Linked DNA regions of Homo sapiens: regions 1, 3, 4 and 5 are each linked to region 2. Evidence: chromatin contacts called from ENCODE Hi-C or POLR2A ChIA-PET data. All regions are on one chromosome and are shown on one strand. The core of a region is the stretch at or near the end of the contact, and the rest is flanking DNA. Distances in the headings are between cores, read along the strand shown. Region 1 overlaps BASP1 (brain abundant membrane attached signal protein 1). Region 2 holds the start of LINC02100 (long intergenic non-protein coding RNA 2100). Region 3 has its middle 70 kb from the start of LINC02111. Region 4 overlaps BASP1 (brain abundant membrane attached signal protein 1). Region 5 holds the start of BASP1-AS1 (BASP1 antisense RNA 1).

What was found. A loop is a pair of places that touch in the nucleus more often than their neighbours do. ChIA-PET counts read pairs that join two places held with the same protein, here RNA polymerase II (POLR2A). Pooled maps may share reads with other maps.
Region 1: a pooled map shows a loop between it and region 2 (6-fold over the local background). The contact joins the enhancer-like site here to the promoter of LINC02100 in region 2. A Hi-C loop is called at or near these places in 3 of 37 single-sample maps with no recorded cell type and 2 of 50 pooled maps.
Region 3: a loop to region 2 is called in a map of GM12878, with 6 times the contacts of the local background. The contact joins the enhancer-like site here to the promoter of LINC02100 in region 2. A Hi-C loop is called at or near these places in 1 of 168 maps with a recorded cell type or tissue (GM12878), 6 of 37 single-sample maps with no recorded cell type and 6 of 50 pooled maps. POLR2A ChIA-PET finds 5 or more read pairs at or near these places in 1 of 52 experiments (GM12878).
Region 4: a loop to region 2 is called in a pooled map, with 6 times the contacts of the local background. The contact joins the enhancer-like site here to the promoter of LINC02100 in region 2. A Hi-C loop is called at or near these places in 4 of 37 single-sample maps with no recorded cell type and 6 of 50 pooled maps.
Region 5: a loop to region 2 is called in a map of B cell, with 8 times the contacts of the local background. The contact joins the promoter of BASP1-AS1 here to the promoter of LINC02100 in region 2. A Hi-C loop is called at or near these places in 1 of 168 maps with a recorded cell type or tissue (B cell), 12 of 37 single-sample maps with no recorded cell type and 9 of 50 pooled maps. POLR2A ChIA-PET finds 5 or more read pairs at or near these places in 1 of 52 experiments (activated B cell).

The regions. Positions count from the first base shown.
Region 1 is chr5:17,254,346-17,257,045 of GRCh38, forward strand. All of the region lies in intron 1 of BASP1 (brain abundant membrane attached signal protein 1), which reads left to right. Among named protein-coding and RNA genes, the nearest start is that of BASP1, 38 kb to the left of the region's middle. Within about 2 kb of position 1,251, at least 5 of the 41 ENCODE cell types and tissues checked have a DNase peak (open chromatin) inside an H3K27ac peak, as active enhancers do.
Region 2 is chr5:18,744,826-18,747,525 of GRCh38, forward strand. LINC02100 (long intergenic non-protein coding RNA 2100) reads right to left here and starts at 1,331. Exons shown (of 2, transcript XR_007059121.1): 1 at 1,173-1,331. RefSeq lists enhancers at 133-262, 453-652, 1,113-1,472, 1,483-1,762.
Region 3 is chr5:17,316,354-17,319,053 of GRCh38, forward strand. No RefSeq gene overlaps it. Among named protein-coding and RNA genes, the nearest start is that of LINC02111, 70 kb to the right of the region's middle. Within about 2 kb of position 1,283, at least 7 of the 41 ENCODE cell types and tissues checked have a DNase peak (open chromatin) inside an H3K27ac peak, as active enhancers do; they include GM12878, where a contact is called at or near this core.
Region 4 is chr5:17,275,663-17,278,362 of GRCh38, forward strand. It overlaps BASP1 (brain abundant membrane attached signal protein 1), which reads left to right. Exons shown (of 2, transcript NM_006317.5): 2 at 1-1,172. The coding sequence ends at 238. Among named protein-coding and RNA genes, the nearest start is that of BASP1, 59 kb to the left of the region's middle. RefSeq lists an enhancer at 1-472. Within about 2 kb of position 1,251, at least 2 of the 41 ENCODE cell types and tissues checked have a DNase peak (open chromatin) inside an H3K27ac peak, as active enhancers do.
Region 5 is chr5:17,216,171-17,218,870 of GRCh38, forward strand. It overlaps BASP1-AS1 (BASP1 antisense RNA 1), which reads right to left and starts at 1,252. Exons shown (of 3, transcript NR_027253.1): 1 at 1-1,252. It overlaps BASP1 (brain abundant membrane attached signal protein 1), which reads left to right and starts at 1,461. Exons shown (of 2, transcript NM_006317.5): 1 at 1,461-1,640. RefSeq lists silencers at 1,257-1,736, 2,227-2,546 and an enhancer at 2,581-2,700.

The sequences.
Region 1 (2,700 bases), core at 1-2,500, 1.5 Mb before region 2:
TGTTACAAGGGTGGGCTTGTAGACTGAGTTTGGGAAGTGCTATGAATCTACTAGGATCACCTATCACAATCAAGATTCCATAATTCCAAGTAAAGGAAGATGCTTTTGCCTGACTTAGATGATGGTTCGGATTCTAGTGTAGTTTTTTTTGGAAATGCAGTTCTGTCACTTTCACAGCTATGTTACCAATGAAATAAGTCTGTGTGAATAAGTAAAGGGAGGTAAGTTGATAAAAGCATTCAGTTTGCAACGGATCTGCAGTGCATCATGGTGCTCAATACAGTTTTTGAATAATCACATTTATTTATCAGATTTTAATTGGAGAAGATTTGCAGATCCCACCTTTGAATCATTACAAAGTATGAATCCTGTCATCTAGAATACTGAAATTTAGTATGTACCATGCTTAGGACTGATCCGAAGACATTTTAGGTTTGAATAAGAAAAAAGAGGCAAAGAGGCCCAATATAAAAACAGAGAGAATAAATCTTAAAGCACCATCTATGTTGGATATCCTTATTGCAAGAGATCCCACATTGGACAGACGATTTCAGTTGACACCAAAGGAAGTAAGAATTTTCTGAGACTGACGGGTATCTTGGTAAATGTTCCCTCTTTGCAGGTGGTCGTAGATAATTTCAATTCACCCTCTGCTTTCTTCGAACTGACGAAGGTGTAGCTTTGATATTTTCCCCTCTTCATGTTACATGATCATTTATTCTAACTGGCAACATTTTATTTATTTATTTATTTGGACCCATTGTTCCAAACATGTAAAAGATTTGGACCTGCAAATCTTTCTATGTTAGTATTTATTGTATTAGTGTTTGAGATACCTGGAATTTTGGAGATGAAGTGACTCAATCCATTTATTTTCTAGAAGAAATCTTAGAGATGTGAGGGACAGGTGTAGATTCACAAGAGCTAGGACATGCTGTTCTAACAAAAATCCTCCTTCCCTTTGGTTCAATTTTTAATCTATTTTAGGTCCTTCCATTTCACATTAATGACATAGTAATCTACCCACTTAAAACTATAATAAGTTCACTAGGTTTTTTTTTCCCATTAAAACAGACTCATGAGTCATAGTTTACTATTACTTTCCAAGCTTTTATTCTGTATTTTCCTTAACATCTGAGAATCATGTGGAATCTGTGGTACCTGTGCTAATCTGAAGCCACTATGTATTTTGAAACCTCTTGCCCCACGTTGGATGCCTGGTGTCGATCAGGAAGTGTTGCAACGTGTAACACATCACTCACCACTCTTGACGGTGTTACAGGGTAGGAAGTTGTAGAGATGCAAGGCTGACTGTGGACGTAAATAATAGAACATTCAGAATCATCACTGAGGCAGAGTTTTGCCAGCTTGTATAAATCAGGTAAATTTGCTCATGTTAAATGCATCTCTTTCACTTCCACCTTCTGTTTCAAGTTGACAATGTTTGCATTTGACTCCTATTAAGACACTATGCCTTTCCTCAAACATATCTGTTGCAATTTCATGATTTCTTAAGACTAATGCTGTCACCAGTATATTTCATTTAGCAACGTCCTGCACACCAGAGTAGGTTTCTAGATAGGGAACTCAAGATACTCACATGAAGGAGGCATGGGCTGAGTGTGTAGGGTAGAAACTTGGTCTTTGAATCAGAAGGAATTTGCACCCAGCTGAGGGAATCTTGAGGTGTCCTCTTGTTGACATCTGAGGTTTCACATGCTCTTCATTTGTCTGGTATCTGCATGACTTGCCTGCACCCCACTTTTTTGCAGCTTCCACCTTGGCCCATATCTCAGAGCACAAACAATTTGAAGGACATTCCAAGGTGAATCCAGAAAACTACATTAGGAAAGATTTAGGAGCCTGCCTAGTTCTTTTCTACTCTAACTCTTGTGGAATAGATTGATTTTTCTGTTGTAGTTTATTTGTTAAAATTGTTTAAGGCCACACTGTCAGAATTTAGCTCACAGGCTAGCATCGGCTCTGCTACCTTTGACCCTTTTAAGAGTCATAGTTTTCCTATGATGTAGAATGGAAAGATCTATGGGCAGTCAGGGTCGACCTTTGGGTGCCCTGCTTCTAGTGCAGTGCCTGGATGTTTGTGTCATTTCTCAAATAAATAAGTGAATTTGAGTGCTCAATAGAATCTAGTTGTGTGTATACATTATTACTGCACGTTTGTGCAAAAACTAAAAATTATAGACATAAAGGATACAATTCTAGTCATTTATATTACAAATGAAATAACCAACCCTGGGAGGTTAACAGTGGCTTGTTTAATGTCAGCAGCTAGTTTAGTGGCTGTAACGAGACTGAATCCCAAGTTGAACAGAAATCGTTTAAAAATTCAAGTTTTAAAAATCAAGTACAATGAATGATATTGGCTGCTTTTCTAAGGAGAGTGATTCTCTAAGCCTATAGGAAAAAAATACTGGTGGCTGACTTGTGGCCTTAATTGCATGCTAAGGTTGAGGAAGGATCTCCAGTAATTCTTTGCTTTACTTTGTGTTTGAATATAGGATTTTATAGCTGTGGGTGGAAAAAAAAATATTTCTAGGGAAAAGGTTTCCTGATAATTTAACTGAACCCCAAACAAGTGAACTGGGTGAAACAGAATATGGCACATGGTCCTTTATCACAACCTTTCTACCTAACCTAAAGCCAGTAAGATGGAAATAGTTTGGAAAAGACACTATCTGC
Region 2 (2,700 bases), core at 81-2,580:
AAAATGGCACTGGAGCACAACAGTTTTAGAGTAGGCAGTGGCAAATTGGAGGACCAAGGTTGGAACAGTGCTTTTTGTACCCGAATTCTGACCCCATTTTCCCTCAAAAGAATATTCATTGACCTTTGGACTTGGATCAGGGGACCTATTGTCTATTACATTGTTGTCAGCCCATACGTCTGACTGCTTCAAGTCGAGAAGTTCTACAGTCCTTTTTTTTTTTGAGATGGAGTTTCACTCTGTTGCCCAGGCTGGAGTGCAGTGGTGAGATCTCAGCTCACTGCAAGCTCCACCTCCTGGGTTCATGTCATTCTCTTGTCTCAGCCTCCCTAGAAGCTGGGACTATAGGCGCCTGCTACCACGCCCAGCTAATTGTTTGTATTTTTAGTAGAGACAGGTTTCACCATGCTAGCCAGGATTACAGGCATGAGCCACCATGCCCAGCCCAAAGTTCTACAGTTCTAATCGCTGACCCCAGGCAGGAAAGCTGGTAATTAAAGTAGCCTCTACAATCTGGAGTAAGTTTAGGGCAACAAAAGGGAAAATGTCCTAGGCCTTCTATCAGCCACTGACATGCCGTTTGATGTCCCAGATAGTGCCCAGGATACAGGTTATGAGGGACAAGTCCCGTATAAGTATATTGATACCAATTTGCATAAGAATAAGTCTGGGCACACCATGTGCAAGGGTCTTCGGATTGCCTCCCCATTTGACTTAGGCTCCTAGCCAAAAGATTCTTAGACTCAGGGTTAGGAAAAATTCTAGAGGATAGGGACTTAAGAAAGTCATCTCTGAGGACATTAGGACCCAGGAGGCATGGTCAGAGAAGGCAGAGAATGCATGCATGGGTGTCTGCAGAGTAGAGGCTTCTCGCTGTGCCATGATCTCGACTGGGTCAGTGCCAGGAGTTCGGGACAATAGTTTTCCGCCTCTAGCCAGCCCTCAGCTTTTCCCAGGAAAGGTGGAACTGGCTCCAGGCACACCAATGCTTCCAGCCCAGAGGGCTGGGGGTTGTTAGAGAGCCCTTTCCTGGAAAGCCTCACACCCGTGTCTTAAATCTGGCAGCCATGCTTGTCGCTTTTAAGTGGCCCACAGTTGCCCAGTGTTTTCCTCCAGTTGTTAGCGAGAAGATAGAACAGAATAGCAAGTGAAAGGGGTCCAATATTACTCACTGCTGTGGAGAAATCCCGGATGGGCCCCTAGAAATGAGATAAGAAGTATCCTCCCAATTGAAGGTTTTTTCTCAATCCAAGGGTTCCTGGTCTCGTGGGCTTCAAGGAATGGAGCCATGGACCGCAGCAGCAAGTGTTACAGCTCGATTAGAGAAATGCATGGACCCAAAGCGTGTGCAGCCGCACGATCTATTAAAGTGAAAGCAAAAGTAAAGTGAAAGCGAAAGTAAAGCTTCCACGCAGTGGAAGGGGACCCAGAAGGGTTGCTGTTTCTAGCTTGAGTGTCTTATGCTTATGTTCCCTTATGACCCCTCCCCTTTTCCTTTTTCTGCCCTGTTGAATTAGCTTATTTTCTATCCACTTGTGGGTTGGTGGGCCTAACTGGTTAAAAACATCAGACTGCAGCTAGAGCTTAAACTCCCTATATGATTGGTTGAAGTTTCAAACCCTTAGCTTGCAGCTGTGACTCATTTTGGCTTAGGGGAAAGTCCCCTTAGGGAAGTCCCTATTGACCCAGGAAGTCCAGCCAACTTAGCCACCTAGTCCCTCACTATTAGTTCTGTCTCTCTAGGGAATCCTCATACAAATTTTGGTACCAGAAATGGTTCTAGAGGAACAAAATGGTAAGAATGCAGTTATTTCATTGGTTTTGGGGTTTCTGGAGTTGGCTGCTTAATATAATTAGACCCCAAAATGCTAAGGACTCTATTTCTAATTGTATGGAGAATACTGACAATCCTTGGCATGAACTGCTTAGAGAGTTATGCAAAATAAATGCATTTGACACTCCTGATTCACCACCCATGAGAGGCAAGGAGTTTAGTGACTCTATACATAATACCTTTCACTATATGTATATATAATTAAGGAACATAATGAAGTTGGTTGGTTGCTCCTCAGTTCACCTGACAAAGTAATGAAAGAAAATGATGAACTCAGAAATTCTAACTCCCAGCTTCAGAAGCAGATACTGAGCCTCAAATCTGCTATGATTGCCCTGAATGAGAGTTTTATCTCCTTTAGCGAAAAAGCTGAAATTGTGGAAAAGCAGACACAAGCTTTTATCATGTGAGTGGCTGACCTGCAACAAGAGGTGCATGCACAGCCTCACCAGGTGTCTACTGTTAAAGTGAGGGCATTAATTGGAAAAGAACATGACCCTACAACTTGGAATGGGGACATGTGAGAGGACCCTGATGATGCTGGGGACACTGTGCTTGTAAACTCCATTGAAACTTTTTTGCCAGAAGAAACAGCTTCTCCATCCCCAGTAATGTCAACATTCCTTCCCAAACCCATGCTGCCATCAGCCTTTCCAACTTTGTCTGAGGAGATAAACCCTATGCTGCCTGAGGCCACAGTGTTGGCCTCCCCTGAGGCAGTTGCCAGGCAAGATAATGTTGATTCTCCTCAGCAGGCATCCCCACACCCCTGTTTGCTTCTAGACCTATAATTAGACTAAAGTCCTGGTGGGCCCCTGGAGGTGAGGTTGAGAGTGTGACTGATGAGGAGGTGCACTACAGTCAAA
Region 3 (2,700 bases), core at 33-2,532, 1.4 Mb before region 2:
TCAAGTCTGAGAATCAATGCTCTAAATCAGGGGTCTGCAATCTACGGCTTATGGGCAAAGTCAGCTTCTTGACTGATATGGTACAGCTGGTGAGCAAGAAATGATTTTTATATTTTTAAACGTTAAAAAAGGGGGAATAGTATTTCATGAGAGATGAAAATTATATAAAATTTAAGTTTTAGTGTTTGTCCATAAATACAGTTTGATTGGAACATAGTTCCACCTATTCACTTATAGCTTTGCACTACAACAGCAAACTGGGGTCATTGCAACAGAGACCATATGGCCCAAAGGCCTAAAATACTTATTATCTGCCCCTTTACAGAAAGAGTTTGCTGACCCCGCTTGAAATCCTTTGTTCCTTCATCCTCCTCCTCTGTCTCCATGCCCACCCCCCCACACTCATTCCCATCTGAGGCCAGGACTCAGTCTGTGTCATTCGTTGTCACTGATAGTCTCCCATCTTCTTGGAACTCAGGGTCAAAGAGATTGTTGACCTTCACTTTAGCATCGTGTGCAGGGAAGCAAAGAAGCCTCGATTTTCATATGCAAACTGGATTTACTGGTGTCTGTCCAGAGGGAACATTACCCCGTGTAGCTTGCATTCACATTTTTGCTTCAGGGTTGAGGGCATGTATTTTCTTAGCATTTGATTATGGATCTGTTTTTAGAGGAACATGCTGTGGGGCAAAGGCCGGCCTGTTACTGTTTGTTCTGTCTAGAATGCTTTGGCATGCACACGGTAGATTATTGCAAATTGTTGAAATGAATATTTGTGGTTTAGGAACTCGTTAGTTGTCATTCTAGATGAGGTTATGTGTCTGTCAACTTCGGGTTCTCACTTCCTGAAAAAGATCCTCTCCTAATGTTTCATGAATTAAAGGCTCATACACACACTGCAAACTGAAGCAAGAAGTATGAACGCAATTGTACTGCCTGTGGCAAGACAAGATGCTTCTGCCCTGCAACCATCAGCTTCTTTCTGGGACAGTATGCTTATTTGCTTAATGCTAGCATAACCACCACTGAAACTGTGATCTGTGTTAAAATTAATCTTTTAAATCACTTAATAATGTGCTGCAGGAGCGGCCAATTGTACATGGACTACTTAAGTGAACTACTTTTAACATGAAGAGGAATATTTCATTTTGATTTTAATTTCACATTAATTTAGTTATGTGAGTGTCTGACAATGACACAATTTCACTTATTTTTCCCTGGGGAGATGTCAATGAATTCTCAATTTCCTTCCAAGGAGCCAGTCTTAGAATATTTGTGTGGTCTGTTTCATTGCTTTCCTTTTCCGTTCTAATAGGGCCAGCTGGGCTTTGACTCAGTGTAGCCGAGTGGGGGTGGAGGAGGGGGAACTGAATGTGTGTGTTTGTGTGTGTGCACGAACGTGTGTCTTATAAGGAGGGAAGGACTGGCTTGAGTTCCGGATTCAGCAATAAAGGGTGTAGAAGAAACAGCACTATGGAAATTTCAAATGGCAACAAATACAAGTGGAGGTCTACAGTTCAACAAAAATCACGGTTGATTATTAGTAAAAATTTTGTTTTAGACAAAATTTTCTCTCTACAGAGAGCAACTTTCTGAATGTGCACAGTGAGAGGCAGGAAACTGTTTTACTTCCTTGTTGCCTGGGACGAGAAGAAGAAGGCAGTGTCAGGTGAAGAGATGATGGGAAGGCGTGAGTAGTTTGGGAGGAGAAAAGATGGCAATACTGTGAAAAAGGCCTTTGTTGTGTTTATACCAATGACCTTTTATTCTTGCAAGTTTTTAATGAAAAAATTTAAAGATACAGAACGTTGAAAGAATAGTCCAATGAATACCTGTATATGCACCCGACTAGATTTAACAGATTCTTAACATTTTCTTACTTTTGCTTTATCCACCCATCAATGTATCCATCCGTCCATCCATCCCTTGTCCATCTGATATATCTCTCTCTCTCTTCATCCATCCCATTCCATCCATCCAAACTAGGGAGACTGAATAGTGCCCTAATTAAGAACCAGAAGAAGGCTGGGTGCGGTGGCTCATGCCTGTAATCCCAGCACTTTGGGAGGCCGAGGCGGGCGGATCACAAGGTCAGGAGGTCGAGACCATCCTGGCTAAATCATGAAACCCCGTCTCTACTAAAAATATAAAAAGTTAGTCGGGCGTGGTGGTGGGCGCCTGTAGTCCCAGCTACTCCGGAGGCTGAGGCAGGAGAATGGTGTGAACCCGGGAGGCGGAGCTTGCAGTGAACCGAGATCGCGCCACTGCACTCCAGCCTGGGCGACAGAGCGAGACTCCGTCTCAAAAAAAAAAAAAAAAAAAAGAAGAATGGTTTCTGCTCTTGATCTTCAGAGCAGAAGGATGTCTTTTTTTAGACCCACAAAAAGGGGGGTTCCATAAGGGAAGTGAAAGATGAAGGTGACTTTTGTGTTGTGATCTTTATAACAGATTCAATGGGAAGCTAAATGTCTGGCAACGATGATTACTGAGATGAAGGAAGGCAAGGACTTTCATTTGACTGAGTGACCATAACCATGAACCAACCTGAAAATTCGTTGGTATTAGAAAGTAGAAGAGTAAAGCAGATAGATAATTTTATCTTAAATTGTTGAATTTTATTACCAGGTAATACAGAAAATATTAGACTTCTTTTCTGGGGGGCAGGGTGGCGGGGGGGACAAAGTCTCACTGTGTTGTCCA
Region 4 (2,700 bases), core at 1-2,500, 1.5 Mb before region 2:
AAAGACTGAGGCGCCCGCAGCTCCTGCCGCCCAGGAGACCAAAAGTGACGGGGCCCCAGCTTCAGACTCAAAACCCGGCAGCTCGGAGGCTGCCCCCTCTTCCAAGGAGACCCCCGCAGCCACGGAAGCGCCTAGTTCCACACCCAAGGCCCAGGGCCCCGCAGCCTCTGCAGAAGAGCCCAAGCCGGTGGAGGCCCCGGCAGCTAATTCCGACCAAACCGTAACCGTGAAAGAGTGACAAGGACAGCCTATAGGAAAAACAATACCACTTAAAACAATCTCCTCTCTCTCTCTCTCTCTCTCTCTCTATCTCTCTCTCTATCTCCTCTCTCTCTCTCCTCTCCTATCTCTCCTCTCTCTCTCTCCTATACTAACTTGTTTCAAATTGGAAGTAATGATATGTATTGCCCAAGGAAAAATACAGGATGTTGTCCCATCAAGGGAGGGAGGGGGTGGGAGAATCCAAATAGTATTTTTGTGGGGAAATATCTAATATACCTTCAGTCAACTTTACCAAGAAGTCCTGGATTTCCAAGATCCGCGTCTGAAAGTGCAGTACATCGTTTGTACCTGAAACTGCCGCCACATGCACTCCTCCACCGCTGAGAGTTGAATAGCTTTTCTTCTGCAATGGGAGTTGGGAGTGATGCGTTTGATTCTGCCCACAGGGCCTGTGCCAAGGCAATCAGATCTTTATGAGAGCAGTATTTTCTGTGTTTTCTTTTTAATTTACAGCCTTTCTTATTTTGATATTTTTTTAATGTTGTGGATGAATGCCAGCTTTCAGACAGAGCCCACTTAGCTTGTCCACATGGATCTCAATGCCAATCCTCCATTCTTCCTCTCCAGATATTTTTGGGAGTGACAAACATTCTCTCATCCTACTTAGCCTACCTAGATTTCTCATGACGAGTTAATGCATGTCCGTGGTTGGGTGCACCTGTAGTTCTGTTTATTGGTCAGTGGAAATGAAAAAAAAAAAAAAAAAAAGTCTGCGTTCATTGCAGTTCCAGTTTCTCTTCCATTCTGTGTCACAGACACCAACACACCACTCATTGGAAAATGGAAAAAAAAAACAAAAAAAAAACAAAAAAATGTACAATGGATGCATTGAAATTATATGTAATTGTATAAATGGTGCAACAGTAATAAAGTTAAACAATTAAAAAGAAGTAATAAAGACTATTGGGTTTTTTGTTCTGTTTGTTTTACTTTTCTAGTCCCCTTCAATAACTACTTTATCAGAGAACAGAGCACTGTATTGGCCATTTTTCTGAATATATTTGGATAGAAGTAAAAAAATAGACCAGGGACGGTGGATCACGCCTGTAATCCCAGCACTTTTGGAGGCCGAGGCAGGTGGATGGCTTGAGCCCAAGAGTTGAGGACCAGCCTGAGTAAGATAGTGAGACCCCACCTCTATTTAAAAAAAAAAAAATGCCAACATTATTTGTTGAAAAAAATAGCTAGGGCAATGTCAGTAAACTATCTCAGAAGAAGTTAAACTGAAAACTTACTGCATCTATGCATATGCACCCTCTGAAAATGTAACTAATTAAGAAGAAGAAAGATTTTGAATAAAACACGTTAAAAGACAATAAATAGATTTGATCTTGAAGGCTGGGGAAAAAATGAATGACAGGATCTTATAGAAACCTGTGTTTGTAAATTGTGGCACCACTAATGGTTATTCTGTTCTATCCCATCCCCTATTTTTATTTTTATCATATTCATGGTAGAGCCAGGAAAGGCCACCTGAGAATTGTGCTATGAGACAGCAGTGATGCGGAAGCAAGCATGGAGCCGGCCTTTATGGTGACCGGATTTCGGTCCTGATTTTGCCACTAGTGACTTGGATGGGTTTTAAGTCACTTCCAACCTTCCCAGACCTTCCTTGCTTTACTTACAAAAGGGTGTAGCCTTTATGATCTCTGAGGCAAGGTCCCATTTAATGGTTTGGGTACATACCCGGTGACAATTTAATGTCACGATGCATAGGTATGCACAGACTGATGGGATGTCTCTTCCATGTCTTGATTCTCCAAAACTCACAGAGTAATGAATAACAATTTCATAGTTTAGAAAACTCCGACATAGGAAATGTCCTGTGGAATGTGTGAAGGCCAGTGTAATGGAATTGATTCTCAAAGGGACATTAATGACACAATGGATTCAGACGAACCTGGTTCCATTCTTACGGGTTACATTACACATGGTTAAATAAAAAAGGGAAAAAAATCTTTGAGTATTTTGGGAGTAGCCTATAGTCTGTCTCTTACCTCATTGGGAAAGAAAAAGTGGTGAAAGTGAGGATTATGTAAGTATTATACCCGTTGGGTTCAACTGGTATTTATGATCATTTTTTGGCACTTTGGGTTCTTGTTTCTATAGTGAGATAAATTTGAATTCTTAATGCTTGAAAGCACAGCATACAAGAAATCTGTAAACACAGTAACCACCAGGCAACTGTTTTACATAAGGAAAAAGAAGGGGAATGTCCAGGTAATTACCCGCGTGTCCTCGCATATACAAAATAGCTTGGGGGCCGGTGATGGTGATGGAGTGGTAAAAGATTCAGTGAACCATGGAGGACATTTATATAGTTACTGATTAAATGCCATGCATTTATTGCAGAAAAATATGCTTGGTGGAAGTAATATTTTATATATTCACTGTCTTCCCCACTTCCCCTTCTTCTAA
Region 5 (2,700 bases), core at 2-2,501, 1.5 Mb before region 2:
TCCCTGAATTCACGCCCAGGTCCTGAGGGCAGAACCATCCTGAGGACAACCTGCAGCTCCATCGATTTTTTCTTGGCTGGGACGCAGGCGAGCATGAAAGCGATCCAAACACAGCCAGAGGGCGCCAAAATGCCGCAAATAAAAGTTCCAAAGGCGTCAACTGGCTTTTGCGGGAAGGTAAAATTGGCTTTTGTGTAATCAAAGAGCTACCGTTGTCAACGATGTCACGTTACGTTATTTTTGTATGTCCCTCTTGCCAACAGGTAAGCAAAGTGAACGCATCTTCCTACCCCGGTGGCTATTCTGTGTCCCGGTGCTAAACCAAGTGTCCGCCCCCTTAGGGCACCCGGACAAGCCGCGGTTGGCCCTAGCTTTGACTCGAGCGCTCGCAAGCAGCAGCGTGCGGGCTGCCTCGGCCAACCCCGTCTTCTCAATATTGGTGGCCTCCATTAAAGCACAGACATCAAAAACATCGACGGCCCCTTTCCCCTCTTCTCTTCCCTCCTTCCTCTCCCAAGTTCCGAGAGCATCCTCCGAGGGGCGACGTCTCTCGCCCCACCAGCTGGACCTCGGCGACCGCGCCTCCCCCGAAGCTGCAGCCTTCGGGGCTGAGCCCCGCGGGTGCGGGTGCAGGTGCGGAGCCGCCCAAGGTGCGCAACTCGTTTGCAGCGGCGCAGCCCAGACGCGCCTGCAGCTGGGGCTCACCCCAACCTCGCTGCCAGCCGAGGTAGCGGAATCGTAGTCGACGTCGGGAGCGGGCTGGACTGGGGTCTGAGAAGGGTAGCTGGTGCCAGGGGGTGTCATTCATCACCTCGAGGCAGCTCCCTAAGTCTGAGCGAGAGCCCGAGCACTTCTTATCCAACGGTTCCAAATAAATGAGGGGGAGAGAGAGAGAGAGAGTGAGAGAGAGAGAGAGAGAGAGAGAGTGAGTGAGAGAGTGAGAGAGTGGGAGAAGTCCACGGACAGCCCAGGCGGCGCGGCGGGGGAAGGGGGACGCAGGAATGGAGGAGAGGAGAGGGGAGGCGGAGGGGGGATCTGAATAGAGGGCATTTAGGAAACGTTGGCGGGGCACAGAGTTGGGAGGTGGGGGGAAGGGAGGAACCAGGATGGCGGATAGGAGAGAAATGGGGGTGACTGTGCTGGAGGGGAGGGGAGGTGGGGGCCCAGAGCTGGGGGGAGTCAAGGGGAGGCGGGCGTGTCCAGGCTGGAGGGGAGAGGGGAGGGTCTGCGCCGGAGGAGGGGAGGGGAGCAGAGGGAGTGCAGGGGGTGGGGAGATGGAGCTGGAGGGGGTGGAGGGGAGACGGGCGGGGCGCCGGGCTGGAGGGAGGGGAGAGAGGCGGGCGGGGAGCGCGGGAGGAGGGAGGCTGGGCGGGCGGACGCGCGGGGGGAGGGCACTGGGCAGGAAGGGGAGGGGGAGCGAGCGCGAGAAATGCAGAGGCTGCAGCGGCGGCGGCGGCGGCAGTAGCGGCAGCGGCGACGACGGCGGCGGCAGCGCTCCAACTGGCTCCTCGCTCCGGGCTCCGCCGTCGAGCCGGGAGAGAGCCTCCGCCAGCGGCCAGGCACCAGCCAGACGACGCCAGCGACCCCGGCCTCTCGGCGGCACCGCGCTAACTCAGGGGCTGCATAGGCACCCAGAGCCGGTAAGGAGGCGCGCCCGGTGGCCCCGCGCCGCCGCGGACCCGGGGGCCTCCGTCCCCCACCGCGCCGCGCCCCGCCCCGCAGCCCCCGGGCTCTCCCTTCATGCAGCGGGCAGCAGGGATGTGGGCCCGGATTGGACGGCAAGGGCCTGGGGTCCCTCTGTGAGGGCTCCGTCGCACTTCGGGGATCCCGGGTGATGGGGGGCCCAGAAGTGGGAGGCTTCAGCCGCTCGCATGGTGGAGGGGTGAGGGGGGCGGCGAGGTTGGTAAACGGAGCTGGGGGGAGGGGGCTGTCGGGGAGAGGAGCTGCGGGTGACGGGAGGAATTGCCGAATGCGAAACCCCCTCAGTGCGTTGAGTCCCGGGGAGACGGTTCTGTGGGCTGAAGGGAGCGCTTCCGTCATCGGAGCCCTTACCAGCCTGGGAGAAAGCGCTCGGGGCGAGGGGCGCAGCAGCCAAAGATGGAGGGTGGGGGTGGGGTGGGGCGGGAGTCCGGGGAGAAAGAAGATGGGGAATCTGGCCCGATCAGAAGGAAGTGGGTGGCTTTTTGCTTTGGCAAACGGGTTTTCTCGACCCATGGGACTCCTGGATCTTGGTTCTGGGGCCAAGGAATACGAGGTTCACACGGCGACGTGCACTCAGAAGCACCTCCCGAGCAGATCGGAGCCCCAGCCTCGTCAGTGGCGGAATTGCCTTCCTACGAACCCGTGGGCTGCCTCGGAGCAGTTTGTTTTTTCGAGCCTTTGGTTCCAAGAATGCGCCAGGCGCCTCCGCCCTGGGTCCCGGCCCCGGCCCGGGCCCGGGGGGTGTGGGCTTGAACCTGACAGCGCGCGGCCCTAACTGGGCTCAGCCCCGCTGGGAGCGTAGGGTTGGGGTTGAGCAGCTTTTGCCCAAAGCGCTAAAGCTGAAACCCGGCGCCCGGTTCCTGCTCCCCCCGCCCCCGTCCCCCCTCCATTTCCAGAAAAATAAAAATTGCGGAATCCTGGATCCGATCGCACGCACAATGCGCGGCTGCAAACCGCATTCTTTTCATGAATATTCATCGAACGCTTGGCCAGGCTCCT